Regions from separate parts of the Homo sapiens genome. Here region 1 is linked to region 2. The links are chromatin loops, found by intact Hi-C in ENCODE. Cell type or tissue: A673. All regions are shown on one strand. Each heading gives the region's core, and the rest is flanking DNA. Links, peaks and the distances in the headings are about the cores only. Region 1 has its middle 12 kb from the start of ERICH6B. Region 2 has its middle 11 kb from the start of CPB2.

What was found. Peaks named below come from ENCODE experiments on the same cell type or tissue, not always from the same donor. Only the 100,000 strongest peaks of a DNase experiment are listed, where the experiment ranks them.
Region 1: a loop joins it to region 2, with 5 times the contacts of the local background. A loop is called at or near these places in 27 of 110 quality-filtered maps.

What each region holds. Positions count from the first base shown.
Region 1 is chr13:45,619,651-45,635,538 of GRCh38, reverse strand. No RefSeq gene overlaps it. Among named protein-coding and RNA genes, the nearest start is that of ERICH6B, 12 kb to the right of the region's middle. In A673, for the core only: a CTCF peak has its summit at 11,649; no DNase peak of the experiment used is centred there; H3K27ac peaks cover 649 bases.
Region 2 is chr13:46,108,435-46,124,322 of GRCh38, reverse strand. No RefSeq gene overlaps it. Among named protein-coding and RNA genes, the nearest start is that of CPB2, 11 kb to the right of the region's middle. RefSeq lists a silencer at 6,135-6,429. In A673, for the core only: no CTCF peak of the experiment used is centred there; DNase peaks (open chromatin) are centred at 4,122, 6,992, 7,342, 10,512 and 4 weaker places; H3K27ac peaks cover 8,000 bases.

The DNA of each region.
Region 1 (15,888 bases), core at 3,792-11,791, 490 kb after region 2:
ATATATACCATGGAATACTATGCAGCCATAAAAAAGAATGAGTTCATGTCCTTTGCAAGGACATGGATGAAGCTAGAAACCATCATTCTCAGCAAACTAACACAGGAACAGAAAACCAAACACTGCATTTTCTCACTCATAAGTGGGAGTTGAACAATGAGAACATATGGGCACGGTGGGGAGCATTACACAAAGGGGCCTGTCAGGGAGTGAGGTAAAAGGGGAGGGATAACATTAGGAGAAATACCTAATGTAGATGATAGGTTGATGGGTGCAGCAAACCACCATGGCACATGTATACCTATGTAACAAACCTGCACATTCTGCACATGTACCCCAGAACTTAAAGTATAATAAGAAATAGAAATAAAAAATAAATTTCTATTTTCTTCGATTTGTGGGGGATTCCTTATAACAAAATACATTATGAATTATTTTGTTTTTTGAACAAACAAAAAGTACGTTTGCTTCTTAAAGGATATACTATTCTAGACAAATCTATTAAAACAATTAATGTTGATTGTATTATTTAATTCCTCTATGTCCTTCCTCTTGTTTATCTACTATTTATGTCTGGTCAAATTTAAAAGGAATGTAAAAAAATTTCCTGCTCTAATTGCTTTTCCTGAATTTCTAGTAGATTGCACTATGTTGCTACTATATTTATGCATAAGGTTATGTTTAGCATATATTCTTCATAAATTGAAACTTCAATCACTGCAACATGTTTCTGTTTATCTTGTTGAATGTTTTAACCTTAAATTCTACTTTGCCTAGTGTTGCCATTTCTTTCTTTCTTTGCCTTTGCCTTCTGTCTCTTTGCCTATAATTTTGTTTGACTTTTATCAACTAACACATGTTTATTATAAATGTCATAGGACTGAGCGTTCTATGCAGATATTTTGGAATGCCTTTACTATCCCTTCTTTCTCCCCATCTCAATTTCTATGTTTATGTAAGATAGTTTAGCACTTTGTTTTCCAGAATATTATTAAAACTTTCTTTGTCCCTTGTATTTCAAGACTACTCATTTAATATTCATATTACACACTTCCAATCTGACATTTTCCAATCATTTTATTATTTATTTATTTATTTATTTATTTTTTAGAGACAAAGTCTCACTCTGCCACCTAGGCTGGAGTGCAGTGGCGCAATCATAGCAGCCTCGAACTCCTGGGCTCAAGGGATCCTTCCACCTCTGCCTCCCAAAGCACTGAAATTACAGGTGTGAGCCACTGTACCCAGCTCTCCAGTAATGTTTCACCATAGCAATAGCTAATGTAACACCAACTGCTGTAACAGGTAAATCTTGAAATCAAAGAGGCCTGAGACAATGTCAGATTCTTTCACATTTCTGTAAAGTCAAATCTGAGGGAGGAAACCCTGCTCTGTGCAGTCACTCAGAAATCTAGGTTGAAAGACTTTGTCTTTCCAACTCCTGGCTTCACCCTAAGTGTCAGCATCTGACTGGCAGGGAGAGAAAGGGACAGCACAGGCCAGCCTGAGGGAAGCTTACAGCCCTTCCACCTGCATTCCACCAGCCAGATCTCAGTCCCGTGGCTACACCAAACTGCAAAGAAGTTGGAGAAGTATAGCTTTGCTATGTCCCCAGGACGAAGTGGAAATATATTTGGCCCATAAATTCTAGTCATTAAATATCCAGTTGATGAAGAACTACTCAACCTCACTCAAGAAATGCAACCCAGTCCAGGCACAATGGCTTATGCCTGTAATTCCAGCACTTTGGGAGGGTGAGGTGGGAGGAACACTTGAGGCCAGGAGCTTGAGACCAGCCTGGACAACATAGTAAGACCCCATCTCTCCAAAAAAATTAATTTAGCTGGGTGTGATTGTGCATGCCTACAGTCCCAGCTACTCGGGAGGCTGAGGTGAGAGAATCCCTTGAGCCCAGAAGTCAAGGCTGCAGTGAGCTATGACTGCACCACTGCACTCCAGCCTGGGCAACAAAGCAAGACCTCCTCAACTCAAAAAGGAAAAGAAAAGAAATGCAACCCAAAATCACCTCGTCACCACATCCAGCTCAAAATCCAGAAACTTTCCAGTGATGTAAAGTCTTCTCCATCAGGAGAAGCTATAGCCCTGAGCAGCAGTGACCTAAGAAATAAAAAGACAAGTTTACCACCCCACCACACATGTACGCCACACAGACCCAATCTGGAATGTCCCAAGCAGAGATAGAATAACCCCGGTAAAAACTCCCTTTTGGAAGCAGAAAGAATTGGAAGAGTCACAGTAGTTATGAGTCCACAAAGATTGTGAAGGCTTGCTTGGCAGGAACAATGAAGGCCCAGCCTGAGGTTGGGGATGTTGCTCGCTGAGGCCGTGATTTTATTCTCTGGATGAATAACTTGTTCTTATTATCCATGGCCCTTGGCCTCCATGCCTCTCTCAAATTCCTTGAAATAGTTGGTGAAAATGCCATCCCATTAATATGATATTTTCCATGGTACTAAATTTAATTTTTATTTTTATTTTTATTTTTATTTTGAGACAGAATTTCGCTCTTGTTGCCCAGGCTGGAGTGCAATGGCATGATCTTGGCTCACTGCAATCTCCTCCTCCCAGGTTCAAGCGATTCTCCTACCTCAGCCTCCTGAGTAGCTGGGATTACAGGCACCTGTCACCACGCCCAGCTAATTTTTGAATTTTTAGTAGAGACGGGGTTTTACCATGTTGGCCAGGCTGGTCTCGAACTCCTGACCTCAGGTGATCAGCCCACCTCGCCCTCCCAAAGTGCTGGGATTACAGGCGTGAGCCACCACGCCCAGCCTAAAATTTAATCTTAATGGGGACTAGTCGTTCACAATATTTCTCGATTTATCAAAAAGTCTAGAAGCAGATGACCTTTGCAACTTTGCACAGTCTCCGATTTCTGGATTCTCATATTCTCTCTCTCTCTCTCTCTCTCTCTCCTGGCTAGACACCATGGGCAAGCTTGGGAGGGATGAATTGAACACAGCAGAGCCTTCACAGCTGTGGCCCTGATAGGAGTGGAGGGCCTCCCCCACAACCTCCACAATGTTCTCACATGAGTGAGAAGTGAGCCTCCATTGTGATAAGCCTCTGAGCATCCAGTGCTGATCTGTCTCCATGGGTAACGTTCCTTAACTACATACTGGAAGGTTCACTGCTAACCATTTTTTTCTTTCTTCATTATATTCCATCTTGCTATTCTAATTTTTTATTTATGTTTCTTTTTCTTTCATATATTCTCTTCAGATGTGGATTATACATTCCTTAAATCATTGCATACTTACATACTTACAAATATATTTTCTTCCACCTAAAGTATGTAGCATATTTCTTTGGATCCAAGATTTCATCTATTGTAAAATGAACCATTATTTTATGTACCACTAAGAAAGAAAAAACACTTTTGATTCAATTAGAACATAATGCTTTCTTATAACTTGGAGATTTATTTTATAGTTATTGAAGGAGCTCTTTCAGGCTTAGACAGATACATATTTTTATTATGTTTTACTCTTGTGCATTAATAAAAACGAGAATTTGACCCAATAAATTGGGTAAGGCACTCCTAAAGCGTCTTCCCATAGAATCCTAAACTGGTCATTAACTCAGTTGTGACAATTTGTTTTCCCACAAAATATCATCTTCTCTACCATCGAGAGAGTTCCTGAAAGAATGCTCCATTATTCTTTCCAGGATTTTCATCCAAGCTACTAACATCCATTCTTCAGATGTTGATGCCATCATTTTTAAAAAAAATCTGTTCAGAATATTTCAACAGATTCATACAACAGTCAGTCCTAGGACTCATATTCATTTCTGGTCATTTAATGGTATGCATCAAGCCACTGCCCCAGCCAGAAGTGGGCTAGGAAGCTCCGCAATCCCCAGCTGAGGCCTCACTCACACGTAGAGTCAGATCTGCCTCATCAGAAGGAGTAGAGGAGCTGGAGTTGGAAATGGAAGGAAGGTGGGATGCATTCCAGTCACCACCTTCCCAGAAAGGCCTCAGCTTTTTTCTTGTATGTTGATTATAAAAGATGAAAGATATCTAAGTAGAATATAAAGAAATGGTCAGGGTACGCATACCATTCCATTTCTTCCCACCATTGGAACCATTATCTCACACCATGAGAAGCAGCTCAGCAGTTCACATCATAAGAACATGTGTCTGCCTATGGGAACTGATGTGGGATAGGAACAGAAGATATGACACAAGAGGATTAGAAGCTGAAACTTCGGAATGGTTTTGGTACAAACACACTGCATTCCCCTCCCCTCCACCGCTGAGTAGAAATTCACATAAGACCAGCAAAAAGAGCATTTCAACTTCTCAGGGAATTCATCCAGAATGAGGACTGGCCAGCATGGCTTAGATGATGGCCTCAGAGCCCTCCATTCGAACGTGGTCACAGCTTAGCCATGGGCAATTTACTTAACCTTTGCTTCCGATTTCTCATCGGTCACACTAAAAAGATATTCCCTACTTGAATGTGCTGTGAAGATTAAATGAGATCACATAAGAGAAACCACTCAGGGCCAGGCGCAGAGGAGGCCCTCAGTAAATCTGCATTCCTTTCCTAATTCTCATAATATTCTCGCCTGCCCTAGGGGCTACTGTGGCATGGTCTGGCTGGGTTCCCCAGGCTGACACACCAGAGGATGCCAACACAGTTCTTGGTCGTGCTTGAACCAATTCACTCTCCAATGTGTTGCCCTCAAATGCTTCAAAGTTCCTTGTTGAATCCAAGGCTGGTGGCTGCTTCTGCTCTTCAAATTTGAGTGACAAAACACATGTAAAGTACTAAGAACAGGGCCATACACCTAAAAGTACCTAGTCAATAGGATCTATTATTCTCTCTGCATCCTCGTTCCACCCCTCCGCCACCTTGTCTGTTTCTACTGTGTAAAAGAGGGAAGATAAACTGTTCAAAGAATCATGAAGCTAGTGAATGAGAGCAAAGGGAAAAGAAATGAAACGAGCAAAGTGAGGGGTGTGCTACAAAGAAGAAATAGAGAAATGTACCCCTCTGGTGCAGAGGAGAAAAAAAAATCCTGCAGCACGGCAAACAATGTGGATAATGACATGGAAGATAGAATTTTGCATACTGAACCTGCAAACCATAATAGCAGACTCCAAAAGCCTACCGTATTGCTGGGTAGTTGTGTCTTGGTGTGCACTCTGGGACACTTAAGTACAAAATTCTCACACTGTTTCAGGAACAAATGAACATAACCAGTGGGCATTGCCACTCAGAGTTCCAGAAATAAAAGTTCTCTAAGATGAGATTGCCTCGGATCTTAACAGGCTTGGAACAGAAAACAGGTCTTCATAGATAGTCCTCTGTACTGGTTTCAACCAGTCTTTCATTGACTTAAGTTGTCATCTTTCCAATGAGATATGGGGAGCCACCCTCTGGGGCTCAAAATAAAGTCTTGACTTGTCCAAGAACCCAGCCCTCTCACTATTTATGTTTAGCAATAAATACCTCATGCAAAAATAATGACCTTGGCTCCTGGGGCTTCTGCTGCTTCAGAAAGAACTCAAGTCACAGCTTTAGCCACCAGGCTGTCATCTGAAAGGGACACAGATTAGTAAACCAAGTGGTAATAATTCCTGGCTGGTACATAGCTTCTAGTTTCCCTTCATTTAATTAGCTCAGCCAGGTAAAGGCTGAGTTGTTTAGAATTCTTATTAAACTCCTATTGGAAAAGTTAAATCAATTATATCCCAAATGTTTAGAAAATAAAAGCATTACCCAGGAGTCTCAATGTTAAATCTCGGATTGAAACAAAATATACTGTATGATTTGTCTTAGGAAAAATCAGCTTCCCAACCATAACCTGAACAAGCTCTGACTTAAATGGAGCCATTAAAAGTGCTTCCTGCGGTACTCAGAGACAAGAGCTAATAATTCCTTTGTGAACTATGAAAGAAATCTATCACTGAGGCTTTGTTGGCAGGAACACAGCTTTAGGGGGTCAAAACACGAAGCATTCCCATCCTGACCCCACCACATGAACCCCTAATTAATTATGAGCATCCTAACGTGAAAAATACTTTCATAACTGAAGGGCGACCTATTCCCATTCATAAGCAGACCACAAATCAGTCATAAATCCCCAAACACCAAGAAGGAGCTGCTCAGTTTGTATCTGTGTTGAACTTCCAGTGTTGCATAATTTATATCCAAAATCCACTCTCATATATCTACTGAAATACCCACTCTGACCTTCGCTCCCAATCCTAACTGCATCAAAAGGAACTATAATCACTGGAACGCAGGCATCCAATCACAGTTCTGCTCTCTTGGAGCCAGGCAACTTTCTTCCCTTGATGAGTTCATCATCCCCTAGAACAGGTTATAAAAACTGTTCACATTTTGCGATAATAATTCAAAGTCTCTTTATTTTACACTGTGGCTCATCATCCGCCTGGCTGAACCAAGTGAGAGTGTAGACAAATGGAGCGGCCAGATTCCACGGAGCCTTCCGTTTATCCCTGCCTTGAGAACACTGCCCTCAGATCCATGCTCACACCCTGCAATGAACCTGCCCTCAATTTAGAAGCACTCTGCTTATGCCTCACAGACCTTACATCCAAAAGCAGCCTGAGCTAACTGGCAGCTCATATCATCTTTTTATTACAGCAAAGCTTTGCCTTGAGATGCAAAATGTTTCTTGATTCCTAAAAGACAATGTTCTCTTTGCTCAGTGTGGCCAGGGGAGAAAAGCTTTGAAAAATTCTTTCAATCCCTGGATACAGTTAAATCTGATCATCCTTAAATGCTGATGATACAAAGTTTACCTCTACCCCAAATCACTATACGAGCAGAGAACAAGAAACCCTGCGGCAAATAAGTGCACCATAAGAGGTTCCTTCCATCAGTTTCCAGGGAGATTCTCCAACGGGATCCAGGAAGAACTGTAAAGAAGGCTTGCTACCAATTGCCACCAGCATTGGGGCAGCTCAGGATTTTCCTTGGAAGCTATGGGGTCATCTATGTCTAAGAAGGGGCTTGGTCCATCCAGGGTGGTAGCAGAGGGCTCTTGGGCTGGGACAACCGCTGAGCTTGCTTCAGACCAGACATCCCCCGAGTTTGCTTCCAGAGAAGCAGTGTTCTTGTGGTTGGCATTTATCTGCCTTGTTCAAGGGACTCAGTCAGTGACCCCCACAGTAGGGTGCTTGACTGAAGCTCAGTCCCTCCAATCCACAAGGAACATATTGTGCTTGGCTCCCTACAAAGGCACATACAGCTTGTGAGTGTCACAAATGCAAGCTGATCACCCTGCTAAAAATAAGGTAAAGGAACTTGAAGCACACCTCTTTACCCTTTAGCTTATTAAGAGATTTAAATTTTCTAGGCAGGATATAACACAAGAAGGAAAAAAAAACTTCTATATGAGCCACCACGTACAGCAGAATTAGATCTGCTGTACAACCAAAGAGAGAGATCCACATGGTGTTTGATTTCTTTCTCTTTGTTTTTCTTTTTAACTATTCAGGGATTATTTTTTTCTTATGACACTCTCAAATGTGGTTAAGGGCTCTGTACAGTAAAGCCAAGATAGCAATGTGCTGATCTGTTTGTTCTTCTTATATTTCTGGGCCTGTAGATAATCCCTAGCCTCGGTTACCCTGGGGTACAACTTCTTATGGCTGGATGAGGCAAAGAGCTTGAAGACACATAAGGGAACTATTCATCCTGGAGGGTGTTCTTTCATTCTTCAATTACAGAAGGACCAAAGGAAGCACTGCCCTGGGGGAGGAAACACTGACTATCAATATATGAAAAGACAGGATTTTCAAAAACTAGTTTGCCCCTGTTGTTCTTTAGAAAAAAGTTATCTGAGTTTCTATTGTCAGAGCCATTCATTCTTAAAATGAGAAGATGGAAATCCAAATGAGACTAAGAATTGAGAAGCCTTACCACTAAGCAGGACATGATGCACAGAACCTAGTACGAGTAAGACCCTGATAAGGGTTAAAGCAAGCCCCCTGTCCCATCCCCGTGCCTGGGCTCTAAAAGAAGATAAAGGTAGTACCCTGCTTTGTAAAGAAAAAAGGTGCCCCTGGCAACTTTAGAGTATTCTACCAAACTGTAATATCTGGACCAATGTTAAAATGGATTTTCCCCAAGTCTGTTTGCAGTCATTGGAACAATATGAGGTAAAGAGAAGCCATCAGCTTGGTTTTGTGAAAAATAAATTGCTATCAGCCTAACCTCATTTGGCTCCACAGTGTAACAGGCAGATGCTAGAAAGCAATAGATGTTATCTCTGGAAACTTCAGTTAGGCTCTGGGGTCTCTTATTACTACCAGCAACCTAAGGAATTGGCCTTTGAATGAGTCATTTCGAGGCCAGTGGCTGAAGAGGAGAGAAAGCCTGGCTTTGGAAATGAAGGAGCAACAGAAGGCAGGAAGAGAAGTGAGGTCAGCTCACTTCCCCCTTGATTCAGGGGTAGGCAAACACCAGACCTAGCTCAAAGTGCACCCAGGAACTCAGGGTGGGAGTGCTGCCTGTGGAAATCAGCAGAATTTCTCTGAGCTCCAGGGAGTAACTCTATTTGGTATCCTTCTGTTTGTCCCCTTTGATTCTATTGCTTTTCACTGCTTCCTCTTTACCAGGTTTTAAAAATGCTCTGCCAAAGTCAATGCTGAGAAAAGAAACAACAACAAAAGTTAATCTGCTTTTGAAACTCTTTTCTAATGTAGAGGAACATATCTCTATTCAGTGCTGGTGGCACCTCACGGTGGCTTTTGTTTCGTCCTGGCAATGAAAACCGTTTTACTTAGTCTTACTTTTCTGAACTTCAGCCTAACTAATGAATGTTTTAAAAATTCTATTCTGAGTTGTAAATGAGTCTTGAGTAAGGTTTGGTAATAAGAAAGGTTAAATAAACTCTTGACTAAGATTAAAAAGTGAGAATACATTTGTACTGTTATTGGTAAACCATAACCTTTGTTAAAGGTTATTAAACTCCTATTGGAAACCTTTGGAACTGCTAAAACGTTATTAAACTCCTATTGGAAACTTTTGCCATTTGTCCTAGTTTGACAGATGTTTGCCTAGTTATCACATTCCCACTGGGAATGGTCCCAGTTCATGCCTATTGTCTGAGCAAAATTATTCATATCTTCACTGCCATAAGGGTCCCAGGCTGGATGACAAATCTTATACTCACCCCAGCCGTAAATCACAAGGAAAGCTTCTTTCCCATCGACCTCCCCTCCCCTAATAACCTTCTACTCCTTTCTAGCCCATTGCTTTTTTTTAGTTATATCATAGATCATTAATAACGTATTATTTATATATATAAATATATATATATCTCCCACTTATATCCAGAAGAAATTAAAATGGCTTGCAATGCATTCACTTGACAAATATTTATAGGAAACCTAAAAGGTCCATGAATACTACCTGAGGATATACCTATGCACGAAGCTGTTCAAATGAAAGTTAAAAGGAAAGGGAGGGTAATAAAAACCACAGAGAGCTGGGTGCAGTGGCATGTACTTGTAGTCCCAGCTACTTGGGAGGTTGAGGCTGGAGGATCACTTGAGCCCAGCAGTTCAGGGCTGTGGTGCACTATGATCACACCTGTGAATAGCCACCACACTCCAGCGTGGATGACACAGTGAAACTCCATCGCCAAAGAAAAACCCATCCACCATATAAAGGAAGAAGATGACTAAGCTAGAGACCATGGACAAAACCATAATTCTAATTCCTCCTATATTTGACTTTGAGCTTCCTAGTAGTAAAACCAAAAATAAATTACAAAATGTATCACATCAATTATATTTCCTGAGGACATGCAGCTTTAACATGAAATATCTTTTTTCTCCTGACACTAAATTCCATGAGAATTTAATTATACATTCGATAAATATGTATTGAGAACCTACTATGTCTCAGGCACTGTTCTAAGTAGGTTTTGGAATACAGAAGTGAACAAAACAGAACAGATAAAAATCCCTACCTCCAGGGAGCTCACGTTCCAGTCGGACAAGACAGACAATAAATAGAATACATCATGGGTCAGAGAGTGTAAGTGCTGTAGAAAAAAAGTAAAGCTGGATGGGAGAAAAGAGAGAGCTCAGAGAGGGGCTGCAGTTTTCATACAGCCTCCTATATACAGTTTCAATACATGGGGTTTAGGAAACCCCCCATTGAGAAGGTGACATTTGAGGAGAGTCGCAGAGGGGAAGAGGCAGCAGTTGTGTGGATATCTAGGGAAGAGTCTTCCAGACAGAAGGAAAAGCAAGTGCCCAGGCCCAGAGATGGGGGCACAGGAGACCAGTGTGGCTTGGCAACATGAATCAGGAACAGATGATGAGGACATCAAGTCAGGGGTGGGGCAGGGAAGGACGGGAAGTGGAGACCTTGGGGATTTTCCTCCCAAGAAGATGGAAAGTCACGGGAAGATTTTGAGTGGAGAAGTGTTAGCACCAGACGCATTTTAAAGGATGGTTCTGGCTGCTATGTTGAGCATGGATGTAGGGGAACAAAGGGCAGAAGCAGAGGGGTCAGTTAGGAAACTTGTGACAGGTCCCAGTCCAGAGAAGGTAATGAGAAACCATTCGATTCTGGACTGTGCTCGAGGCAACAGGGCTTGATAATAGGTTGCACGTGCGGAGAGAGAGAAAGAGGACTCGAGATGGTTGTGGGTTGCTTGGTCTGAGCAGTGGAGCTGCTGTTTACTGAATAACAAAGACTGAAGGAGAAGCAGATCATTGGGGGAAGATCAGGAGTTCAGTTTGGGCCCCATTAGATGTGATATGCCTACAGGACATCCAAGTAGAAATGTCAAGTCGAGCAGGTGGTTAGATATAAATCTGGGGTTCTTGTGAATCCTTACACTAAAAACATGGAATTGTAAGGTGGATGGCTTTAACAGATCTTTTTGCCGAAAGTATAGAAACATTTGTTTTAAGACCATTTTTATATTAGCCTGCAATAAAAATCAAGGGCATACTCTTCAATCATAGCTAAGTAAAGGCATTTCTGGAAGCAGCCAAGCTAGTATAGTAAATGTCCTGAAAGATGTTGCCTTCGGGAATCTAACTTGGAACAAGCGTAGAGCTTACTGAACCTGAAGGAATGGGCAGTTCACATGGACCTCAGGCCTGTCTCTTGCAATTGTGATTTCAAATTTGCCTTTGGCAAGGATGAACTCTTTGTATGCGTTCTCTGGGGTAGATGGTCAAATAGCAGGACCAACTTTTTTTTTATGAAAGCAAAAGAGTCTGATAAATTCTCACCCAGATCAAAGTCCATCTCACCCTTACTTGAAGGCAGGTCACTGGGATACCTGAAAGACCTATCAGAATTTTTCTTTAAAAGGAGCCATGAATTTACTCAGATGTCAGGCAAACCCAAAGCTGAGACCCTAGAATGATCAGCTGGTGTTTAGCAACAATTTGGAATTATTCAAATTAAGATTTGGTGTTTCCCTGGCGAAAGGATGGATCTCAAAAGGTAGCTTACACAGACAGATAAAAGGTAATTCTTTCCCCAGCCAAATAATAAAAGAATCTATAGTTCCTCCAGGCCACATCAGTCTAGAGAAAGAAAAATGTGCAACTGTCGGAAATGTAGCATAATATCAGCAACATAAATGGGGACACTTACATCACTGTTCAGTTTCACCTTGAGAGCATAAAAATCACAACTTTTTAAAATTTTTTGAAAACAGAAATTTAGTCTGTTTTGCTTAGCTTGTATCTATAACACCTCCTAGAACAATGCTACCACAAAGTAGGTGTTCAATAAAATATCGACATAGTAATCAATCTATCAACAAAAAAAAAATTTAAAAACAAAACTTAAGAGCACCATCTTGTGGAAGACCTTATCATGACAACAACCAAGACTCCAGTCACCAGCGAGTGGACATGGAAGTGTCTGTGTGACAGGGATTTAGGTCCAATGGACTGTTGGAAGTGATGGGCTAGGAAAGTTGTCCTGAAGCTGTGTTTGCACAACAAATACACTTTTTAGATTCAGGTGAGGTCGATAAAGATTATAGGGGGCTATAGAAGTTTCCCCAAGCCAGCCCTTGGCATTGCCCCGAGTATAATTGAGAGGTGTAGCTTTCAAAAGTAGTCTTTGACAAGTTTCTCATCCCCATCACCAGCAAAGCTTGTTGTCATAACCCAGCCTCAAATTCTTCCTTTGTGCTCAAGAGATCCTTGGGGTGTGGTCTAAAGAGTTCTTTGGACACTTCATAGGACCTCTGTCTTCCTGTTCCTCCTACATTCCTCCCCATACCCTCTGATACTGGTATGGACTTGGCCTCTCTTCTGTTTTCTCCAACTTTCTCCACATCAGGAGGAGGAGGGGGAAAGTCAGAGATCATCATCTGGTCACCTTCCACTTGCTTAGCTCCTATGGGATCACCAAGCAGAGCAGCCTTGGGTTCTCTGTGTCCCACATCTCTTCCACTGAACTTCCCTTTTTTGGAAGCATTCCCACCCCCCTCCCAAGATCCTGGCACAGGTCACCAAGAAACAATGTTTAAAAACCCACTAACATATACCTGGTAGGTGCAGGGTACTCATGATTCTTCAGGTTTTGTGAACACCTGGAGCTTATACAATTTGATGGACCCTCTTCAAGAAAAATAATATAAAATCATAAGTATGAATTTAGTTGCAAAAGTGAATATTTATTTAGAATGGGAAAAGAAACTGCAGGGATTCCCAAGCAAGTAGGCCAAATAGGAACAGCTCTGGTCTGCAGCTCCCATCAAGACCAACGCAGAAGGTGGGTGATTTCTGCATTTCCAACTGAGATACCTGGTTCATCTCATTGGTTATACAGTGGATGCAGCCCACGGAGGGCAAGCCGAAGCAGGGTGTGGCATCACCTCAACTGGGAAGCACAAGGGGTCAGGGAACTCCCTCCCCTAGCCAAGGGAAGCCCTGAGGGACTGTGCCGTGAGGAACAGTGCATTCTGGCCCAGATACTATGCTTTTCCCACGGTCTTCACAATCCACAGATCAGAAAATTCCCTCAGGTGCCTACACCACCAGGACCCTGGGTTTCAAGCACAAAACTGGGCTGCCGTTTGGAAAGACACCAAGCTAGCTGCAGGAGGTTTTTTTCATAACCCAGTGGCACCTGGAATGCCAGCAAGAGAGAACCATTCACTGCCCTGGAAAGGGGGCTGAAGCCAGGGAGCCAAGTGGTCTAGCTCAGAGGATCCCACCCCCATGGAGCTCAGCAAGCTAAGATCCATTGGCTTGAAATCCTCGCTGCCAGCACAGCAGTCTGAAGTCAACCTGGGATGCTGGAGCTTGGTCGGGGGAGGGGCATCCACTATTACTGAGGCTTGAGTAGGCAGGTTTTCCCCTCAGAATGTAAACAAAGCCACCTTGAAGTTCAGACTGGGAGGAGCCCACCACAGCACCACAAAGCTGCTGTAGCCAAACTTCCTCTCTAGATTCCTCCTCTCTGGGCAGGGCATCTCTGAAAGAAAGGCGGCAGCCCCAGTCAGGGGCTTATAGACAAAACTCTTGTCTTCCTGGGAGAGAGCACCTGGAGGAAGGGGCGGCTGTGGGCGCAGCTGCAGCAAACTTAAACGTTCCTGCCTGCCGGCTCTGAAAAGAGCAGCGGATCTTGCAGCACAGCACTCGAGCTCTGCAAAGGGACAGACTCCCTCCTCAAGTGGGTCCCTGACCCCCATGCCTCCTGACAGGGAGACACCTCCCAGCAGAGGTTGACAGACACCTCACACAGGAGAGCTCCAGCTGCCATCTGGCAGGTGCCTCTCTGGGACGAAGCTTCCAGAGATAGGAGCAAGCAGCAACCTTTGCTGTTCTGCAGCCTCCACTGATAATACCCAGACAAACAGAGCCCAGACTGGACCTCCAGCAAACTCCAGCAGACCTGCAGAGGAGGGGCCTGACTGTTAGAAGCAAAACTAACAAACAGAAAGCAATAGCATCAACATCAACAAAAAGGACATCCACACAAAAACTCAATCCGAAAGTCACCAACAGAGAAGACCAAAGGTAGATAAATCCACAAAGATGAGGAAAAACCAGGGCAAAAATGCTGAAAATTCCAGAAATTAGAATGCTTCTTCTCATCCAAGTTGTGATCCAAGAATCACAACTCCTTGCCAGCCAGGGAACAAAACTGGACAGAGAATGAGTTTGACAAATTGACAGAGGTAGGCTTCAGAAGGTAGGTAATAACAAACTCCTCCGAGCTAAAGAAGCATGTTCTAACCCAATGCAAGGAAGCTAAGAACCTTGATAAAAGTTAGAGGAATTGCTAACTAGAATAACCAGTTTAAAGAAGAACATAAATGATCTGATGGAGCTGAAAAACATACCATGAGAACTTCGTGAAGCATACACAAGTATCAACAGGCAAATCAATCAAGCAGAAGAAATTATATCAGAGATTGAAGATCAACTTAATGAAATAAAGCATGAAGACAAGTTTAGAGAAAAAAGAATGAAAAGGAACAAACAAAGCTTCCAAGAAATATGGGATTATGTGAAAAGTCCAAACCTACGTTTGATTGGTGTCCCTGAAAACGATGGGGAGATTGGAACCAAGTTGGAAAACACACCTTAGGATATTATCTAGGAGAACTTCCCCAACCTAGAAAGACAAGCCAACATTCAAATTCAGGAAACCACAAAGATACTCCTCGAGAAGAGCAACCCCAAGACACCTAATCATCAGATTCACCAAAGTTGAAATGAAGGAAAAAATGTTAAGGACAGCCAGAGAGAAAGGTCAGGTTACCTACAAAGGGAAGCCCATCAGACTAACAGCTGATCTCTCTGCAGAAACCCTACAAGCCAGAAGAGAGTGGGGGCCAATATTCAACATTCTTAAAGAAAATAATTTTCAACCCAGAATTTCATATCCAGCCAAACTAAGCTTCATAAGTGAAGGAAAAATAAGATCCTTCACAGACAAGCAAATGCTGAGGGATTTTGTCACCACCAAGCCTCCCTCACAAGAGCCCCTGAAGGAAGCACTAAATATGGAAAACAAAAACTGGTACCAGCCACTGCACAAACATACCAAAATGTAAAGACTATCAACACTATGAAGAAAATGCATCAAAAAATGGGCAAAATAACCAGCTAGCATCACAATGACAGGATCAGATTCACACATAACAATATTAACCTTAAATGTAAATGGGCTAAATCCTCCAATTTAAAGGCCCAGACTGGCAAATCGGATGAAGAGTCAAGACCCATTGGTGTGCTGTATTCAGGAGACCCATCTCACATTCAAAGAACACACATAGGCTCAAAATAAAGCGATGGAGGAAGATTTACCAAGCAAATGGACAGCAAAAAAAAAAAAAAAAAAAAACAAGGGTTGCAGTCCTAGTCTGTGATAAAACAGATTTTAAACCAACAAAGATCAAAAAAGACAAAGAAGGGCATTCATTACATAATGGTAAAGGGATCAATGCAACAAGAAGAGCTAACTATCTTAAATATATATGCACCAAATACAGGAGCACCCAGATTCACAAAGCAAGTTCTTAGAGACCTACAAAGAGACTTAGACTCCCACACAATAATAGTGGGAGACATTAACACACAACTGTCAATATTAGATCAACCAGACAGAAAATTAACAGAGACATTTAGGACTTAAACTCAGGTCTGGACCAAGCAGACCTAATAGACATCTACAGAACTCTCCACTCCAAATCAACAGAATATGCATTCCTCTCAGCACTACATAGCATTTACTCTAAAATCAACCACATAATTGGAAGCAAAACACTCTGCAGCAAATGCAAAAGAACGGAAATCATAACAAACAGTCTCTCAGACCACAGTGCAATCAAACTAGAACTGAGGATGAAGAAACTCACTCAAAACCGCACAACTGCATGGAA
Region 2 (15,888 bases), core at 3,305-11,304:
TCACACCCACACATCCTTTTTATAACAAATATCAGCATACCATAAACATCACTCTTTATTCCATTTTTTTTTTTACTTAATACCGTGTCTCGGATGCTGTTTCATATTGGTGCATACAGACCTACTTCAATCTTTCCAACAGGTACATGGTCTTCTACTATATAGGCATACCAAACTCCATTTAACCAGTGGTCTCTAAATAGATATTTAAGTTGTTTTAATCTTCTGCCCCGAAAATAAGGCCACAATGGATAATATTATACCCACTTCTTGAGCACAGAATGTTAATTTTAATTCAACAGGTACTTATCAAGTTCCTTCTCTAGCAAAAATATAGCACATTGGGTAGTCAGACATGGATCCTCTTAAGTTTCCTCAAGTTATTTTATTAAAAACCCTAAGCTGGGACAGATGCTTTAGCCAATCCAAACTTCTCTGTTTTATGTCTAAAGAAGCGTGTTAACCAGCACGCATGCACACATAAACCATAATAAAAAGCAGAATGTGATCAATGCGATAACAAATTTCTAAATTAAATATCATGGGACCTCAGGGAAAAAATTAATTCTGAATATAGGATCAACAAAAGTTTTTGGAAGAATTCAGTTGTGATGAATGAGAAGTGGGCAGGAACTGGGCCTTACTCTTGCTGTTGTTCCCTACAGAACCAGGGACATTTCTAGATTTTTAGTAAGAGTTTCGTAAGTTTTAAAAAATTGATTTATATTAGTTATAAACAAATGTTTCCTGAATGTAGGAAATGCTGAACAGAAAGAAGTAATTGTGAGATAAGTTGTGAAATAGACCTACCTGCGGAGTATTTAGAATAGAATGGATTCCTGTCTGGAAATTATGACATCTGGGTTGGTCTGATGCAATGCATTGGATTATATGACCTTTTAAAGTATCAGTCAACTTAGTGATTTTGTTCACCTAGACTCACATTCACACACACACACACACACACACACACACACACACACACACACACACAGCCCTAGTCTGTCCCTGGGAGCACAGTTGTGATCTCCATTGTAAAGACCGGGTAAACTCTTAGCCTGCCTTAGATCAGCCTATTTCAGACTGAGGCTTAAGGCACGGGACATTTCCATGTGCTCTCAGTCCTTGGGATGAGCCCTGGGCCCACCTTCCTTACATTTACTATGCCTGTCGTCACTGACCTCTGTTCTTTGTTCCACCCAGTGTGCAGATGGGCTTGCAGTAAACGCCAGCAGTGCTATCTTCGTGAACTTGGCATTGTTTTGCCCAGTACGTTCCTGCCAATTTCATGATCCAGAAAGCAGAGCTGATGCTCAGAACAAGTTAGAGGCATTGACCGATCCTCTTATGCAATCTAGTCACTTTGACAGTTTCCTAATAAAATTCCTGTAATTAAATTTTAAGCTGTCAAAGAGGGCTCTTACTCAGTATGCTTTCTCCCTATTTCTGAAAGACAGTTTACCAACTGAGCCTGTGAATGAGTGACAAAAAGAAAACTGCGTAAATGTTTTCTCATGCCTAACATCTACATATATTTAATAACCCACATCAGGCCAGGGACAAAAACAGGTAACCTAGTCATTGCCCAGCATGTCACCATTAACAACTCAGAGACAGGTCAGTAAAATGACAGGAATTTTTTATTTTATTTGGCAAGTTGGAATTGGAGAGTTCCACTTAAACATATATTTTCGTTAATGGAAATCTAATATACATCATTTAGAGAATTAGAATGCACACAAACACTGAATTCTGAAGGTATACGGAAGCTAACATAAAAACTGTTGATTCAGCAGTCATTTCTGGACTTGTCTACACCATGGGTCCACTGTTATAAGTCGCAATGTTCAAACCTGCTTGCTCTAAGTGTAGTGCTCAGACCGGGGGCATCTAGGAGCCGGTTAGAAGTGCTGAATCTCAGCCCTTACCCCAGACGTACTGAATCAGAATCTGCATTTTAATAAGATTCCTACGCACATTAAAGTTTGAGAAATGCTGTCCTAGAAGAATAAAGGTCTCGTTAAAAGATCTACAGTTGATGGAAGGCTAAATTAGGCTCTTTTAAATTAAATTACACTTTCTCACTTACACTGGACTCGAGAGAGTGAAATAACTTCCCATGAATGTTTCCCGATCATCAGTATTCACTTGATGTGGCCAGAGTGGCTCTTCCCTCTGTTTGGGTACTTCCTCCACCACCCAGCTTTGCCCTTTGCTGTGCCCCTTCCCTTGGTTTCCCCCTTCCAGGTGGCACTCGCTCTAAGAAGCTGATCTTCTGGTCCTGCTGGCACCTGCATTGTGTCTCTTGACATGATCTCTTGCCAGCTGCCCAGGGCTGCCTCTTTAATAGATCTGACCCAGTTTGTGCCACGTCACTCAAGTCTTCCCTCTTATCCCTCCACCGCCTGTCAAACTGGCTTTTCTCCCACCATGCCTGGAGCAATCTCTCTATGACTTCCAGTGACAGGGAACTCATTAAATAGTAAACCATTACTATTCCAAGGCCCTGCAGTGTCTACTCTTAACCCCCTAAGCAGGCACTTTGCAATGACTTTCTGGGGTTACAATAGCCTCATTGTTAAGTCTGCCAAATGCCTAATAACAAGGAGAAAGAGGAAAATGTCTTCCAAGTAGAGCGACTATCATATGCAGTGGTCCTGAGGATGAATGAAACTTGATATCTTTGAGGAACTGAAAGACAAGGATAACTGATGGGAAGCAAGAACGGCCATATCATAAGAAGCAGCGGTACTTGCAAAAAGCTTAGGAATCACCTGGGGAGCTTATTAAAACACATTTTCCAGATCTCACCTTGAGACTCAGTGCCTATAGGGCTGGTGAACCTAGCAATCTGCATTTCCCACAAACATCCAAGGAGATTCTGCAGCCTGTGACTTACAGACCATACTTCAAGAGGAACTGGTGTAGACCAGCTGTTCTCAATCCTGACTGCACATTGGAATTATCTCAGGAGTTTTAATCAATGCTGATGTCTATACTCCTCCCTACAAGAGTCTGACGTAATGATCAGATGTGCAGCCAAGGCAGCTGGGTTTTTAAAAGATCCCCAGATGACTCTAATGTGCAGCCAGGTTTGAGAAATGTTGATCTATAGCCTGGAGTACTGCGCCAAAGAGCAGGCACAGGTGGAACATCTTAACAGTTGGGCAGAACAATAACAGGCACTGTTGATTCAGAAAGTAGGAATGAAGGCATGGACACATTGCACAGGTAAGCTTTGCTTTCTTCACAATTTAGCCATCCAATCAACAGGCATTTGCCTGTCTGGGTACCCAGTAACCCTCTTAAGTGCCACAGGCCTCAGGCTTAGTCTTGCAAGCCAAAGCAAGGTCATTAGTACCTGGGATTGAGTTCTCTGCGTTCAGGCCTCAAATCCCCTTTTTAAATGGCTTCTGGGCTAGCCTCATCTTTCCTCCCCCTTAGAAATACAGGAGGCCAGATACCCCAAGACACTGTTTAAATTATAAGACTGGTTCACTTTTCATGAATAAACATGAGAGATAATGTGTGAAGGGGAAAAACATTTACCAATCATGCGTCTTCAAAACCTTCCAAGATTATGCAGCTTTAATGGCTGAATGATTTTGAAAGAAAAACTTGTAAATGGAGCTGCACCTGAACTCATAATAAAAAGGCATCAGATTAATTGAGTCTCAGAGCTTCCCTAACAATAAGCCTGACCTGCATATCCAAGTTGTGGCCGGCCAAGGCCAAGAGGGCATTTGCCCTTAGTCTCAGGCTGCTCCAGTTTGACAGAAAGTCAAGGCAGGCCACTCCTGACAGGGTACACTAATAAGGACAGAGGGTTAGGGCACTTCAAGAAATACTTGCCATATTATTTTTGCTACTCATTCTTCTAAATTGGCTGGAGAACAAGTTAGCTGGGTCCTAGGGTCCACGATCCAGTCAGATAGATCGGCCAGAACTAGATGGCCTCTTGAGGTGGTGACTCATCACCTAACTCTCAGAATGCAGCAGAGGAAGACTAGCTGTTCCCAAGATCCTGATGAACTAGATAAGCCTCCTGCAGAGAACACAGGAGGCTTCCTGGCTTCCTGCCAACTCCCTTCCTGGTTTATCTTTTTCATGTGAATTTTAATATATTGAGAACCTGCTTTTGCCAGTTAGTTTAAATGTTACCCCATTCAATCCTCACAACAGCCCTCTGAGGTAGGTTACAGAAGAAGCTGCATTTCCAGAGGCTGAGATTTGCCTAATTACCCAGCTAGGCATGGGATCCGTCGGCTCCAACTTCTGTGTTCTTTTTGCTCCCCAGTAGAGGTGACAGGATCCACAGAGAGGCATCTCAAAGAGGGATAAAGAATGAGAAGAAATTTGTCTTTCCCTCCCTTCCGTTCTTCCTCCCTCCCACCCTTTCTTCCTTCCTTTCTTGCTTCCTTTCCTCATTCTTTTGTTCTTCCATTCTCTATTTGTACATACAATAAAATTCAACTTTTAAGTGTTAAATCTGAGGAATTTTAGCAGGATACAGTTGTGTACCTACCACCACAATCAAAATATAGAATACTTCCACCACTCCAAAACAATTCTGCTGTACCTTTTCAAAGGTTAATCCTCTTTCACCAGCTCTACCCTCTGGCAAAAACCAACCTACTTTCTGTCTCTGTAGTTTTGCCTTTTGTAGGGTGCCATATAGATGGAGCCATACAATATACATCTTTTAGCGCTAGCTAGTTTTATTGGCATCATGCTTTTGAGGTTTTTCCACCTTGTTGCTTGTATCCATGGTCTTGTCCTTTTCACTCTTGAGTAGCATGTCATTGTATGAATGCACCACAATTTGTTTATCCACTCCCCAATTGATGGTCATTTGGATTGTTTCAAGTTTTTTTTTATTGTTATGAATAAAGTTGCCATAAACATTCAGCTTATTGAGCATTCAGCTGCTATGACACTCAGGTCTTTCTGTAGACAAATGTTTTTATATTAGGCAAATATCCAGAAATAGAATTACTGGGATATATGGTAAGTACATGTTTAACTTCATGAGAAATTGCCAGACTGTTTTTCAAAGTGGTTGTACCATTTTGCAACCCCACAAGCAATATATGGGCATTCGAGTTGCTCCACATTCTCACCATCACTTCGTATTCTCAGACTTTTTCATTTTAGTTATTCCAGGAATGTGCAGTAGCAAATTGTGGTTTTAATTTGCATTTTCCCTAACAGCTAATGATGTTGAACATGTGCTTACTGGCCATTTGCATATTTGGTAAAGTATCTGTATAATCTTCTGCCCACTTTATATTGGGTTGTCTTCCTATTCTTAATTTATAGGTGTTCTTTACATATTTTGGATACAAGTCCCTTACCTGATATGTGTTTTGCAATTATTTTCTCTCATCCCATGGCTTATATACTTATTTTCTTAACAGTGTCTTTTAAAGAACAAGATGCTTTTAATGGTAAATTCCAAGTTTTCAATTTTTCACCTGTGATTTGTGCTTTTTGTGTCCTACCTAAAAATTCTTTGCCTAACTCAAGGTCACAAAAATTTTCCGTTTTCTTCTAGAAATTTTATTGTTTTAGCTCTTACCATTGGGTCTGAGATCCATCTTGAGTTATTTATAAGGTTTAAAGTATGGCTCCAGATGATTTCTTTTGCACATGGATATCATATGTTTTCAGCACCATTTGCTAAAAATATCCTTTCCCCCATTGAATTATCCTGTTAACATTGTTGAAAATCAGTTAATTTTATTTGTATGGGTCTATTTCTGGACTCTCTGTTCTGTTCCATTGATTGCTATTTCTGGACTCTATTCGCATGCCAATGCCATATTGTCTTAATTATTATAGCTTCATAACCAGAATATTCAAGTGCCTCAACTTAAAAGAAATATTTTTAGCTACTTTAGGAACTTTGAATTAACTGTTGTGTCAGGGATTTGATTTTACTCTACTTGGAAGCTAACAAGTTAGCCTATACTACTGTTTCATGGAAGCTGGAAAAAAAAAACAAAAACCCTCAAGAATCCTAGGTCTATGGCAAAGAACTCTATTACCCATGGCATGGTAAGCATTATGAGCATTATCATCCACATCAGTTTCCCTTGCTCCCCATCCCCAAGACCCATAGGGTGATGTGACATGGGCCCAGATGGATGCCTGTACATGCAATTGGTTGCATTGCAGAAGAGGTACACTGGACTTGGGGAATTCATCTGTTTTATATCAAGCTGTAAGAAAGCCTGTTCTTTGTCCCAGAGTGAAACATTATCTCATACCTCAAAGTTGCTCTCTGCAAACACAACTGTAAGAAACAAACGTGATAAGAAATGATCAGGGCTTGGTTTCTTAGCCTTCTAAGTAAGATGTGTAGCAAGCAGTACAAGAGACACATGGAGGACGGTTTCCCAACAAAAATTTAGAATAAGCTTTCAAATTTCTATAAAAATGCTCACTTGAATTTTGACTAGGATTATGTTGAGTCTATAGATCAATGTGGGGAGAATTGTCATCCTAACAAAATTGTCTTCTGATCCATGAAAATGGTGTATTTCTTCTTTTACTTAGATCTTAATTTCTCTCAGCCAGTTTTTCTCCTGTACTTTTAAAACTATTTCCCCTACAAAGTTCACACTTTTGATGGCATTTGAATCTTTATTTTCAATTGATTATTGTTATTATATGACAATACAACCAATCAACTGATTTTTGCATACTGATCTTGTCTCCTGCAAATTTGCTAAACTCATTAGTTCAATCCTAGTAACTTTTTTGGGATATTCCTTGAGATTTTCTATGTAAGTGATACTGTCATTTGTGATTAAAAGACAGGTTTACTTATTTCTTTCCAGTCTAGATGCCTTTTTTTTTTCTTGCCATTGTGCACTGGCTAAGATCTTCAATTTAATGTTGAATAGAAGTAGTGAGAGTGGGCACATTTGCTTTGTTAGTGACCTTTCAGAAAAAGCATTTAGCCTCTCTCCATTAAGTTTGATGATGGCTGTAAGCTTTTCATAGATGCTTCCTTTCAGATTGAGGAATTTCCTGACTATTTCTGACTTGCTGAGGGGTTTTATTGTAAATGAATATTGAATTTTGTTAAATGCTTTTAATTCAGATGGGCTTTTAAATTTAATCTGCTAACATGGTGAATTGCATTAATTGGTTTTTGAATATTAAACAAACATTGCATTCTTGTGAAAAATCTTACTTGACCATAATGTATTATTCTTTTGCTATATTACTAAATTAAATTTGTTAAAATGTTGTTAAGCATTTTTGCATCTATATATATGAGGGACATTAGTTTATAGTTTTCTTATTTAAATGCCTTTATCAAGTTTGGTGTCGTGCCAGGGTAATGTAGACCTCATGAAATGAGTTGAGAAATATTTCCTCTTCTTTCACTTTTTGAGAAGATTTTGTGTGGAATTTCCTTCCTTCCTTCCTTCCTTCCTTCCTTCCTTCCTTCCTTCCTTCCTTCCTTCCTTCTTTCCTTCCTCCTTCCTTCCTTCCTTCCTTCCTCCCTTCCTTCCTTTCTTTCTCTCTCTTTTTCGACAGAGTCTTATTCTGTCGCCCAGGCTGGAGTGCAGTGGCATGGTCTCAGCTCACTGCAACCTCCACCTCCCGGGTTCAAGCAATTCTCCTGCCTCAGCTTCCTGAGTAGCTGGGATTACAGGAGCCCGCCACCACGCCCGGCTAATTTTTGTATTTTTAGTAGAGATAGGGTTTCATCATGTTGGCCAGGCTGGTCTCGAACTCCTGACCTCAGGCGATCCATCCGCCTCAGCCTCCCAAAATGCTGGAATTGCAGATGTGAGCCACTGGGCCCGGCCACATTGTTTCTTTCTTAAATGTCTGGTAAAATTCACCAGAGAAGCCATCTAGTCTGGAATTTATTTGAAAGGAGATCTTAAACTATGAATGCAATTACTCTAATAGATACAGGGCTATTCAGGTTATCTATTTCATCTTGAGTGACCTTTGACAGTTTGAATCATTGAAAAAATTTGTACTTTTCACCTAGGTAATGAAATTTATAAGCATAAATTGTTTATAATATTTTCTTATTGTATTTTAGTGTCTGTAGGATTTGTAGGAATGTTCCTACAAATTCATTCCTGATGTTGGTAGTGTGTATATTATTTCTTTTGTTCTTGATGAGTCTGATCAGAGGCCTATATCAATATTATTGCTATTTTCAAATCACCAGTTTTTTTGTTTCTTTGGTTGTATCTATAATTCCCTTTTTTCTACTATATTGATTTCTAATCTTATCTTTATTGTTCCCTTACTTGTTTTGGATTTACTTTGCTTGCTCTTTTTTTAAGTTTCTTGAGGCAGAAGCTTAGGACATTGGTTTAACATCTACTTTTTAAGTATCTAATCCCATACATTTTTCAGTAGGTACTGCTTTAGCTGCATCTCACAAATTTTGATATGTTGTGTTTTAATTTTCAATCAGTTCAAAGTATGTTCTAATTTTTCTAATTATTTTTCATTGTGTCCCATGGACTTTAAAAGAGTATATTATCTAATTTCTATACCACAATAGAAAAACTGTAATTAACCATAATATATTATGTAGTTTCAAATAGCTGGAAGATAATATTGAAGGTTCCCTACACAAAAATTATAGATGTCTGGAATGACTGATATGCTAATATCCATGATCTGATCACTATACTTTATATGTATTGAAACAACACTATGTACTCCACAGATAATACAATTATTTTTCATTGGTTAAAAAACACAATTTTAAAAAATCAAAAATAAAAAATTTCCAAATATTTGGGGATTTTCTATATAATTTTTTGTTTTCTATTTCTAGCTTAATTCCACTGTGGTCAGAGAGCATGCTTTCTGTAATTTTAATCCTTTTAAATTTCTCAGTTTTTTTTGTACATGGCCCAGAATATGATCTGCCTTGGTGAATGTTCCATCTACACTTGAAATATGTATTCTGCCATTGCTGGATAGGATGGTCTATTAATGTCAATTAGGTGATACTGGTTCGTACTGTCCAAACATGCTATATCCTTTCTCATTTTAGGGAAAGTGACGCTATGTAATTTCCATGCCTAAAGCATAAAAGATGAACCTTGCCTGCTAGAATACTTGTTCTTGGAAGCGTCAACCGCTACACGGTTCACATACCTTGAGGTTACCACGCTATGAGGAAGCCTAAATTAGCTCACATTGGAGAGGTCTCAAAGCCAGATAAAACGAAAGCGACATCTGACCAATCCCTAGATTCTCTAAGCCCTCTGCTGTTCTGGCTCCAGCCACTGATCACAACAATATGGGAGACCTTGAGCCAGAATCATTCACCACCTTATCCTCAAATTTCTGACCCAGAGAAACTGTGAGAGATAAAAGATAATTATTGTTATTTCAAGCCACTACGTTTTAGGTATTACACCATAATTAATAGTAATAGTAGTGACGTATTACACCGTAGTAGCAACGGCACCACCACGTTCCTCCTTACTCCGTATAGATAACCTCATCTCTTTCTTAACTAAGAAACTAGAAGTTATCAGCACTAACTTACTCAATGTCCAGACTTCCTCAAATATAAATATATCTGCCTCTATATGCCTTTATATGCATCTGTATGTCCGTCTTTCTCATTTCAGCAAAACAGAGTACCCGGATTCTCTCCTACACCGCTTGTCATCACCCAGTCTTCCCTGCAAGCTCATCTTTCTTCACTTGGGCCTTAATTTTCTGTGCTCCTCAGAGTTTCCATTTTCTCTTCTCATCTCAAACTCCATACTCTTCCAGGCCCATCTCTTCCTATCCTTCTCTCTTTTCTTAGTTTATAGCATAACCATCTACTCAGCTGCCCATGCCAGAAATCAGGAAATCATCTTTCCTTCACTATATTCCTCATTGTCTATATCCAGTCAATCACAAAGTCCCATCGCTGCTAACTCCTTCTTAATTACTCTCATATCCATGTAGGTCTTTTCATTCATGGAGCTAGTATTTTAGTTTGTTCCACCATTCATTTCTTGCCTGCTTTGTGATCAAAGAATTTAACCTAGAAAATTTTTACAGTTAGGAATTTGTTATATTTTTAAATTGTAGCCTTATAGTTTGTGATCAAATTTTGCAATAATTCCACAGAAAATTGGGAAAATTATACATACTCTAAAAACTAAGTTCAATACATGTCTATTAATTTAACTTTGTTATTTATATCATTCAATTTCTGAATTCTTCCAGTTCATCCATGGGAAGCTCAAGCAAGAGAACAAAAGAAGGAAAGAAAATGAGGTCGGGATTTTTATTCTCCCAGCTCCCTTCCTGCAGAATTAATAAAAACTGCCTGAGGGCTGGGTGCAGTGGCTTATGCCTATAATCCCAGCACTTTGGGAGGCCAAGGCAGGAAGATTGCTTGAGCCCAGGATTTTGAGATCAGACTGGGCAACCTGGTGAGAACCTGTCTATAAAAATACAGAAATTAGCCCAGTATGGTGGTGTGTGCTGAGGGTGCAGTGAGTCATGATCACACCACTGCATGACAGCCTAGATGACGGAGCGAGACCCTGTCTAAAGAAAAAAAAGAACTTCCTGAGTCCTTCAATGGTAAGTCACAGCTCCAGCCAGACAGCCCTCCCCTGTGGCTCTGTCACCAGGTTCTGGTCACTCATTCTTTTCCTTTCTCTATCTTTTCAGTGCCCCATGTTACTATTCTTGGGACACTGCACCATACCTTGTAATTTCCCTATACCCTTCCCACATCAATATAAACAATACTTTTATTAAACTCCCCACAAATTAATAACATTGAGTATACCATCTTGCAATGCTCACCAGGGAATCCTCTTAAGTTCAACCTGGCATTCAAACTCACAAGACTTCCATCAGCCTCATTGGCAACAGTTTATTCAGAGGTATGTAAGGTAGAAATCAAAGCTTGATGGCAAGGCACTGTTGGGAGCTCCTCTCCCATGGGAGTAGTTCTTGGAGCAGCCATGCAGCAGCCACACCACTTCCCGGGCTTCTCAAATGATGTTTCAGGTGTGAAGCAACAAGATCCACATCAGGCAGGTGTGAGAATCACCCTGGCCTAGAAGCTCCATGCACCACAGTAGCCAATATCTTGTAATAACTTCATAGACACAGCTTTCAGGGTCCCTATGGAGGCATATGGAGTTACAGGAGTCAGCACACTCAGGGGAACTGAAAGCTATGATGTCCCAATCAGATATGATGTCCCAAATGATTGTCCCAATCATTTATGGTTATCCTGAGTCCAGATGCAATTTATCCAGTAGGAGTTATTTCTACCAAAAGTAATGTTGCCTAGAGACATAGTCGACATTTTACCTTTATCAAGTTATTAGAGGAACAGAGTAAGGAAGATAAGTGAAGGTCAAATTTTTATGCAGAAAGAGGCATCTGTTTCCCATTGAGACGTGAGCTATATATTCCCAATGTCTTATTTTGCCTATCTAAGCCATCCTAGACAAATGGGAGTGTGCTACAGTCTTCTCTTGTGTTTTTATTTATTTCTTCTTGATATTTCTATCATGTTTTGCTTTATATTATAATGGCATTTCTTTTTCTTTTTTTCTTTTTTTTTTCACTGTCTTATGGTGCTGAGGTATTTTTCAACTCATAAAGTTTAATGACTGTTGTGTATTAATTAAATCTGTTGTCAATTCCAATTGATCTTTGTCACACTTTTTGCATTGCATAGCTTAATTTTGCTTTGTCTGATTTAAATAGTGCCATGTTTTTGTTTGTGTTGTTTCATTAATAGACTTTTCTACAGCAGCTTTAGATTTACAGAAAAATTGATTGGAAGATAGAATTCCCACATGTCCCCTCACTCCGCTACACTCACCCACCCCCCAACACACACATAGTTTCTCCTATTATTCACATCTTGTATTAGTGCGATACATTTATAATTCTTGCTAAACCAATATTGATACATTATGATTAACCAAAGTCCATAGTTTGACTAGGGTTCACTGTTTTTTTTTGTTTCTTTTTGAGATGGGGCCTCCCTATATTGCCCAGGCTGGTCTCCAACTCCCGGACTCCAGAGATCCTCCCATCTCAGTCTCCCAAGTATCTGGGACTACAGGCATACACCACCATGCCTGGCCAGGGTTCACTCTTGTGTTGTACATTCTTCGGGTTTTGACAAGTGTATAATGACATGTGTTCATTATTACTATGTCATACAGAGTAGTTTCACTGCTTTAAAAATCCTCTGTGCTCCACCTACTGATTCCTCCCTCCCTCCCACCTGAATCCCTTTTTGAGAATGTCACATAATTAAAATCATATTATATGTAGCCTTTTCAGATGGGCTTCTTTCACTTAGCCACGTGCATTTAAGTTTCCTCCAGGTCTTTCTCTGGCTTGATAGCTCATTTCTTTTTATTTCTTTACCCCAGCATTTGTTTCCGTTTCATTGATATCTCCTTCTACATATCTTCTATTTTTAACTTCTGTGGATCATTTTATTTTAGGTGTATAAGTCATAAAAAGCATAGAGTGGAGTAAAAAGTTATTTGAGAGTTTGACTTTTACTGGAAGGGTTCCTATTTTTTTCCTTGTACATATTCTTGTCTTATGTATTGTGTCTAGTCTTTCTCTTTGGAAAGTGAAGCACCAGAGGTGAGGCTTGGGGCCAAGAAACAACCACTAGAATGAGCAGAGCAAGAGAGAGGAGAGACAGATAGAGGATAGCAAAAGCAACGAGAGAGCAAAACTCAGACCCAAAATGAAGGCGAGTAATGAAGATCACTTAGACAGGTGAATGACTTGGGAAGTGGATTGGAAATCTTGTCAGATTTACACCAATGCAATCCCTTTGTCTTGTTCTCTGGAGGGACATTTTGGAGAAGGAGCTCAAATGCTAGCCCCACCTCTTCCACTCACCACCAAAATTATTTCATTGCCTCCAAAGTATAATTGAACAAATTGATTTTATATTATATATTAATATAAAAGATTAATTTAATGTATTAAATATTAAGATTTAATATTATTTTATATTAAGATTAATATAAAAAGGCAAAGGTAGAAATAAACTAGGAAAAGAGAGAGAAATACAAAGCACTAGAAAGTAAAAGCAATTGAAGATGGACACAGAGAAAAACAAACTACAGGAATACAAATAAAAATAGAGAAGAAAAGAAATATCCTATTTACTGTAATGAAGAGATCCATAGACAAATGCAGGGAGGGAGATTTCCACGTCAAGACAACTCAAAGAGATTATGGTTTAATGAGACTTTCTGCACCTCTCCCCAGTCACACAAAATTGGAGGAAAAGATATAAAAGGACAAAACCCCAAAGACAGCAAATGAGAGACAATCTCAGATACAAGAAATGGAACGTAAATGCAGAGTGGTGGCAGGTGTTGATGGCATGAGACAGGCAGTGGTGGCCACTGTACGTCATGGAGACATACTAGGGTGCTACGGGTAAGCTGACTGCTCAGGGCCAGGGACCAAGCACATTCTTCCCAGCTTGTGGAATCAAAGATCAATAGGCTGGGCGCAGTGGCTCATGCCTGTAATCCCAGCAATTTGGGATTACTCACCTGAGGTCAGGAGTTCGATACCAGCCTGACCAACATGGAGAAATCCTGTCTCTACTAAAAACACAAAATTAGGCAGGCAGGGTGGCACATGCTTGTAATCCCAGCTATTAGGGAGGCTGAGGCAGGAGAATCACTTGAACCCAGGAGGAGGAGGTTGTGGTGAGCCGAGATCGTGCCATTGTACTCCAGCCTGCGCAACAAGAGCGAAACTCCGTCTCAAAAAACAAAACAAAACAAAAAAGCAATAAAAGTTGTGCCAGACTTTTGCTTCCATTAGGATACAGAAAGTTGCAGACAAATGTGGTTCCTACCTTAGTAAGAACAAGCTGGACAACCTCCAAAATCATAATTTTTGCAGCTCATCAGAGAGCTGATGCTGCAAAGGAAACTAATGAACCAAAATTGAGGGAGGGACAGGAGAGCAGAAAAGGTCCTGTCTGAGGCACAGACATGCTGGTCTGCCAAAGTCTGAGAGCAGAGCAGGAAAATTGGAAGCAATTCTGTATTAGTCTAGGTTATCCAGAGAAAGAGAACCAATAGGAGATATATGTATGTATAAATATATGTGTGTTTGTGTGTGTGTGTGTATATATATGTATATAAAGAGATTTATTATAAGTAGTTTGCTCACATGGTTATGAAGCTGAGAATGCCCAGAAACAGCAGGTGACAAGTTGGAGACCCAGAAAAGCAGATGGTCTAAGTTCCAGTTTGAGTATAAGTCTGAAGGCATAAGACTGATATCCCAGCTCAAAGTCAGCCAGGCAGAGAGAAAGAAATCTTTCTTACTCAGCCCATTTTCCTATTCAGGCTTTCAGTGGATTAGATGAAGTCTACCTTCTTTGGGCCTGTTTTATAATCAACTGATTCAAATGCTAATATCATCTAGAAACACTCTCACAGACACATTCAGAAATAATGCTTAACCAATATCTGGGCATCCCATGGCCCAGTCAAATTGATGCATACAATTAACCATCACAAATCTCAAAGGACTCTGAGCCCCAGGCTGAGAACAAGACAGTGGTCATCTGTACTGGGGAAGAGTCAAGAGATCAGAGAGAGATGAACTCTTTGAAGCTCAGAGCCTGCTGACCCTCTTTGAAGCTCAGAGCCTGCTGACGTTTGAGGTCAGGGCAGGAAAACAGAGAGAAAACCCACAATGAACCCAGCCTTACGCTGAACAGGAGACAGTAGCTGCCTGTGGCTACTGGTAGGGAAGAGGAGAGCAGGAGAGCTGAGACCCCTCCTATGGCGCAGGAGCACTGGGCCTGACGATGGGTGCAGGCAGGGCAGGAGAACTAAGACAAACCCTCCAGGCACTCAGATATCAATCCTGGCTAGAGGAAATAATTTGATCTTGCTATAATAATATAACAAATAAAATTTAACAAAAATAACAGCAAAGCCTAGACCCAGCTCAACTGCAGCCTAGATTGGCTCAATCCTTCACACTGGTGGCATGAGAGAAGAAGATATGGGACCTATTCTGGGCTTATCTGCTAGTTACTTTAGTCTATCCTATCCTTTTGTACATAACATCTGTGATTCAATAAAAAATTACAAGTATATGAAAAAGCATAAAAAGTGACCCATCTTCAAAAGAGAAAATGGTCAAAAGAACCAGATGCAGAGATTGCTCAAAGACAATCTTTGTTCATACATGTATGAAAAAATGGGAAATGCAGCAGTGAAAAGTAAACTCTAAAAAAAAATTCAAATAGAAGTGTCAGAAATGAAAAATATATCAGAAATAAAGACTTCTTTCAATGGACTTATCAGCAAACTGGAACTGCTGGGAAAAGAATAAGTGAACTTGAAGCCAGATCAATAGAAAATATCCAAATTGAAGCATAAGGAGAAAAAAGAGATAAGAAATAAAACAGACACACTCTAGTTATTATTGTGGTGAGGAAAGAAATTACTGCAAACTTATGGATGTAGACTCATACGTACAGAGCCAATGGATTTTTCCCAAAGATGGCAAAGCAATCCCATGGGAGAAAGAAAAGTGTTTTCAGGAAATGATGCTAAAACAATTGAATACTTATATGGAAAATTAAAGAACATCAATCCCTCCCTCAAAACATACATAAAAATTAATTTGAGATGGATCATAAACCTAAAAGTCAAAACTATAAAGCTTCAAGAATATCTGCATGATCTTGAGTTAGACAAAGCTCCTTAGACAAGACCCAGAAGGCACTAACCACTAAAGAAAAATTGATAAATTGAACTCAGCAAAATTAAAAACTTTTGCTCTGCAAAAGACATCAATAAAAAATGGGAGAGCCACAAAGTGTCAGAAAATATTGACAAT